Regions from separate parts of the Homo sapiens genome. Here region 1 is linked to region 2. Evidence: chromatin loops called from intact Hi-C (ENCODE). Cell type or tissue: Calu3. All regions are shown on one strand. Each heading gives the region's core, and the rest is flanking DNA. Links, peaks and the distances in the headings are about the cores only. Region 1 overlaps XIST (X inactive specific transcript). Region 2 has its middle 7.3 kb from the start of PABPC1L2A.

Region 1 (2,925 bases), core at 278-2,777, 760 kb after region 2:
GGTAGTCAGCGCTGCCTCAAGGCAAATGCAAGGGCGACTGGTAGTCTTCATGATTAATGGGTGAGACAATTAGCAATTACTACTTTGTTCTTTAATTGTCCAAGAACAGCAGGATTCTCCAGAAGCACAGCAAAAAGCGCAGTAGGGTGCCTTTGTTTAATAGGCAAAGCTATGACAATTGGGACTGAGCATTTTAACTGTCCAACAAAAGACGGGTTGTCTGCGACCCCCTGCTGAATGCAAATGGGGTTCAGAGTGCTGTCTAATCCAATGGGTAGGATTATTGGCAATTAGAATTTTACTCAATGCAAAGAGTTTTAGGTGGCCAACACAGTACACAAGAAAAGATCACTACTCAAAATTGGGACTGTGACTACAGAAGCAATGACAGAGAAATGGTTTCTCCTTTAAGGGCAGGGGATCGAGAAAATGATAAGTAACTCAAATTGTGGGCAATAATGCTCTGATAGAAAGCTCTCAATTGACATTCCCTAACTTCAACGTACCGAGTAAGGAAATTCTTTGTCCTGAGATCACAGACAAATGGGATTGTATGCATTAACTGAAAATGGTCAAGGAGTCAGTACTGAAGATCAGCAATGCCAAGGGTAAACGGAATATCCCAGTATAATAGGATAAGCAATGGACAACTTATTTTGAGCACTGAATCAATGAAAATTAGAGTGACTTTCGAGAGAAGCTGGGCGGGACTGAGGAACTAGGACTGGGACTGGGGCTAGGGCTGGGGGGTTAGGGGACTGGGGCTGGGGCAGGGCTGGGGCGGGGTGGGAGTAGGGCTGGGGCTAGACTAGGGGTTTGCTGGGAGCAGGGCTGGGGAGGAACTGGATGCTAGGCAGGCAGGATACAACGAAAAATTGAAATACTCCAATATAATAAGTCTGAATAGAGGACACCAGACCACAGCAATTCAAGTTTCCTGTCTGATAAGTAGGTGATTAGTCAATTAGTGCAGCATCAAGGATGGGAACAAAGCAAGGCCTGGACCTGTGTAAACCTTCAAACACTCTTTTTTACATTAGGTCATGAAGTTAAATTTTTTACTGTTTCTGTGCTACAGACTCTTCAAAGGAAAATAGTTAAGTCAATTTCAAAGAAAATGACCAGCACATTTTTAAAACATTAGAAATGATTTGACTTTGACTATCTACTGCCAAAAAAAGGTTAAGGAATTTGTAATGAGAAGCTAAAAACTTTAAGGAATTTTAAGGAACTCAAAACAAAAACTCATTAAATGTAATTAAAGTGAATTCTACAAATAAAGCCTCTTAATACATTTCTATAATAGTCACTTAAGACTTAAATTCAAACACTAGCAAACCACAAAATCAGACTGTATGACTGACATCCAAAAGATAAATATAAATCAAAATCCGACCCCAGCATTAGCCAAGGGGTAGGTGTTCCTCTTGAGGAAGGCAGGAATTCCTCTTCTGCCACCTGTTGGCCAACGATCATCTGTGATCCATTCTGGTCCTTGCCACGGCTCACCACCATGTCCACACCAAGCAGGCCTGGAGCACTGCCCATGGCAACAGTGCAGTGCAGGGCAGACCAGAGGGGGGTAGGGGGGTAGGGGGGTAGGGGGGTGGGGAGGTGGGGGGTGGGGGGTGGGGGTGGGGAGTTGGGGGGGTTGGGGGGTGGGGGGGGAGGTATACTTAGCCTTAGGTGAGGCACCAATACAGAGGAATGGAGGGAGGTTCAGACCACACAGCCAGATATCCAGCACTGCAAGAGGCAGCACTGGACAGGAGGGGACAAATAAGAGGGGACAGAGGTGGAAAGGCTAAATGTCCTTGAAAAGACCTTGAAAACACCTGGTGTACCGCCCACTGGGAGACATACACGTGGCCCCTCCACTTCTTTCTCCTGACTGGCTAAAGACAGCTGCGAAGTGCCATGCTAATTCACCCAGGTCTTCGCTGAGTAGCTGGACAGTGTGTCATCAGTCTAATTCCATCTTCTGCTCTAATTGGCTGTGATCAATTCCACCCCCATTTCTAATTGGTTGGGTTATGCAGCAATCCAGCACTGTCCATCCCACCTTTTCTCCCGCTCTGCGTGGCACTAGGCGGCAAAACCCGCCATCTTTAACAATGCGGCAAGCCCGCCATGATGTCCACGTGACAAAAGCCATGATATACATATGACAACGCCTGCCATATTGTCCCTGCGGCAAAACCCAACACGAAAAGCACACAGCAAAGACAAAGAGGCCCGCCATGTTTTACACTGCGGCAAGACCTTCAGCCGCCATCTTTTCCTGTGTGACCGCACATGTCCACCACCATGCTAACCACTTAACAAAGCCTCGCCCATCATGATGTGGCCTTCCCGCCACTTGAACACTGCGACAGAACTGGATCCGCCATTTTGGACAACCTAACAAAGCACAGCCCGCCATGCTGAGCAATGCCGCAATGTCAAAATCGCCATTTTAAGCCCTGCACCTTAGTCTTTCCTAACCTTCCATTTTTAACTAGTCCCTTGTACTGATAAAAGATGATTCTTACTGCCTCCCGATACAACAATCACGCAAAGCTCCTAACAAGCCCCAAATCAATTCATTCAGATAGGTTTAGCTCATGCAATGCACATGACTTCCTCTGCCTGACCTGCTATCATCCATCTTGCCTCCCTAGTTTAACTTAGCACAAACGACTAGCCCTAAGCCGAGTTATGCGGCAAGTCTAAAATGGCGGCCACTTTTCCTCCACAATCTGAACACGCCCTTAGCTTAACTGCAGAGTCATTCTCTGCCAAAGCGGTAGGTACACTCACACACCACCAAATGATCAGCAGCAAAAAAAAGTGTAGATATTCCAGAGAGTGCAACAACCCACAAAACCAACATTTTTTCATCCATAAAAAGCACCGATGGGCGATGAAAAAAAAAAATCAAAGCAG
Region 2 (2,925 bases), core at 160-2,659:
TTGTGCTTACTTTGGTCAAGGTACTTTACCCCCCTTTTTTCCATCTTAGCTTTGGAGTCCCCATCTGTACAAAGGGATATTTATAAGGATAACAAGTGATAATGTATGGTAAATGTTTTTCACAGTGCCTGGCATGCATTCAATGCCCAATACAAGAGACTCCTTATTAATCTTATTGCCCTCTGTCCTGGGGTTGTGCTTGTTCAGCTGGTTTTTGAAGGTCCAGTGTCTTGTCTTTCTGGTGCTCCAGGCAGCCTGGAATTTTCTCTCTAACCAGGAGCAAAGTGTCAGTACAGAGGGAGTCTGATCCTCTGGGTTCTCTGGCCTGAACTCGCTTAGCTCACACTCTCATTGAGCTTCTCTGTACTAGTCCCAACCATAGGACCTTTTAATGATCCAGTTATTTATTTTCTGGAGGCTCAGGGTCCGCACATTAATTAACACATGAAAGCATGGCATTTTCTGTACTCAAGGAAACCACCCAGAAGATTTAATAACACTATCTCAACAAAATGGGGTATTGAGACAGGAGAGAATTTTCTGTCAACTGCTATTCATCCTTTTGAGCAACATCTTGGGGGCCATTTGAGAGGTAATTTACTGTAAGGTAATACACTCCTTCAGCTTCTTTGCTGCAGGCTACTGAACACACTTTGATGTCTCCATGATGTCTCTGGAACAATATTACCAATATTCACCATTGTGATGTGATGCATGCATGGATTACTGAAGCGTGAGTTGGCTGATCTCCAGTATCATGAGCTGCTGATCAATTTTAGGTTTTCGCTTTGTTTAATAGATGTAAAACGAAATCTCCTTCAATGTGGTAAAATCTTGCTAATGTCAAGGTGATTAACCTTGGGACTTCCTCCCATACAGATCATCTTTTTAAAACTGTCTCCAAATAATAGTTCTTAATTAAAAATATATATGTATGCACATGGTAAATATAATAGTGATGATCAGAAAGTACAAAGGAGCTTATGATAAAAAACAAAGATTCAAGGTCCCATCACTTCCTACTCCCCAACTGTGCTTCCCAGAGTAGACCACTTTAACAATTTCTGTTTGCAGTGTTCTGACCATTACCTCCTTATATCTAAAGAAAATGCCTAATCTGCTAATTCAATAATTCATCAACTTCAGACATCATCAAGTGACCATCCTCTACCAGAGAGGAGGATTTAACTCACTCACACTATCTTCAATCTGCCCTGTCTTTCCTTCTGGCAATTTTTATACCTTTTGATCTTTAGTTCTTCTATTGGTGACTCCAGTGACTTTAAGTGATATGCTTAACTCTCAGTCTCTAGCGTACACCTTCGTCAGTTTCCCATAAAATAAGGATGTTAGCACCCCTCCCCTTCCCTTAGCCTCTCCTCCCTCTTTCTATATCCTCTTTTCCAAACAGACTGCTGCTCATTGACATCCACTTCTGAAAACTTAGTTGAATTATTTGGGCTTTGAAAAGCAACACAAGCCTTTTACCCTTTAATGAATCTCTAATAATGTTGTCCACAAGGGTCACATTTCTTCACACTTTAAGGTGGGCCACTAGAGGGCGGTTAATCCTGATGTAAATTAAATTAAAAAAAATTAATTAATGTAGACAGGAGGACTAAGTGCAGGAGATGTTTTGTATGACACAGAAACTATATTTAGTAACAATTTATTGTATACTTAAACATTGGTGAAAGTAGATTTTAAATATTTTCATCACAAAATGTATGTGAGATAATGAATGTTTTAATTTGATTTACTTTCCCAAATCTATACATATAACAAAATATCATATTGTGTATTACGTATTTATATAGTCAATTGTAACATCAGTTACTTTACTTTTTAAAATAAAATCAATTAATGTAACCCATCACTTCAACAGGCTAAAGAAGAAAAATCACATGACTATATCAGCGGATGAAGAAAAAGTGTTTGACAAAATCCAACTCTCATTCATGAGCAAAACCCCAAATAATCGAGACATACAGGATAACTTCCTCATCTTGGTAAATAATATCTTCAAAAGAAATACAGCTAACATGATAGTCAATGGTTGGAAATTTGAAGCTTTCTTTCTAAGAGCAGGAACAAAGTAAGAATGTCCCCTCTCACCATTGCTTTCTACATTTTACTGGAAGTCTTAGATAATTCTATAGGACAATAAAAATGTAAGTATACAGATTAAGAAGGAATACATGCAATTGTCTTCGTTCACAAATGACAAGATCTATGTTAAAAAATCCAAAAGAGTCAACAAAAAATACCTCCTGGAACTAATAAATGATTATAACAAGGTTTTAGAATAGAAGGTTAATGGCCGGGCGTTGTGGCTCACATCTGTAACCCTAGCACTTTGGGAGGCCGAGGCGGGCAGATTATCTGAGGTCAGGAGTTCAAGACCAGCCTGGTCAACAAGGTGAAACCCCGTCTCTACTAAAAATACAAAAAATTAGCCGGGTGCAGTGGCCCGCACCTGTAAAATCCTAGCTGCTTGGGAGGCTGAGGCAGGAGAATCGCTTGGACCTGGGAGGTATAGGTTGCAGTGAGCCAAGATCATGCCACTGTACTCCAGCCTGGGCAACAGAGTGAAACTTCTTTTCAGCAATATATATACAAGTTTAATATGAAAAGTGTCCGTTGTTTTCCTATATACAAGAAATGAAAAAGTAGAATTTTAATCTGCAGATCAATTTGGAGAGTAGTGGCATCTTAACATTATAAGTCTCCCAATCTATTAACATGTAATGTTGTTCCATTTATCTTCTTTAATGTCTTTCAGCAATGTTTGGTAGTTATCAGAGTATAGGTTTGGCATTTCTTTTGTTAAGTATATTGGTAAGTATTTTTTTCTGTGATGCTATTATAAATAGAATTGTTTTAATTTCCTTCTTGTATTGCTCGTTGCCATTATCAAAAAATAAA

The links. Peaks named below come from ENCODE experiments on the same cell type or tissue, not always from the same donor. Only the 100,000 strongest peaks of a DNase experiment are listed, where the experiment ranks them.
Region 1: it touches region 2 in a loop (9-fold over the local background); 4 of 110 quality-filtered maps call a loop at or near these places.

Annotation. Positions count from the first base shown.
Region 1 is chrX:73,849,106-73,852,030 of GRCh38, forward strand. It overlaps XIST (X inactive specific transcript), which reads right to left. Exons shown (of 6, transcript NR_001564.3): 1 at 1-2,925. Among named protein-coding and RNA genes, the nearest start is that of XIST, 2.1 kb to the right of the region's middle. RefSeq lists enhancers at 1,734-1,783, 2,214-2,463, 2,327-2,828. In Calu3, for the core only: no CTCF peak of the experiment used is centred there; a DNase peak (open chromatin) is centred at 1,466.
Region 2 is chrX:73,085,385-73,088,309 of GRCh38, forward strand. No RefSeq gene overlaps it. Among named protein-coding and RNA genes, the nearest start is that of PABPC1L2A, 7.3 kb to the left of the region's middle. In Calu3, for the core only: no CTCF peak of the experiment used is centred there; a DNase peak (open chromatin) is centred at 1,557.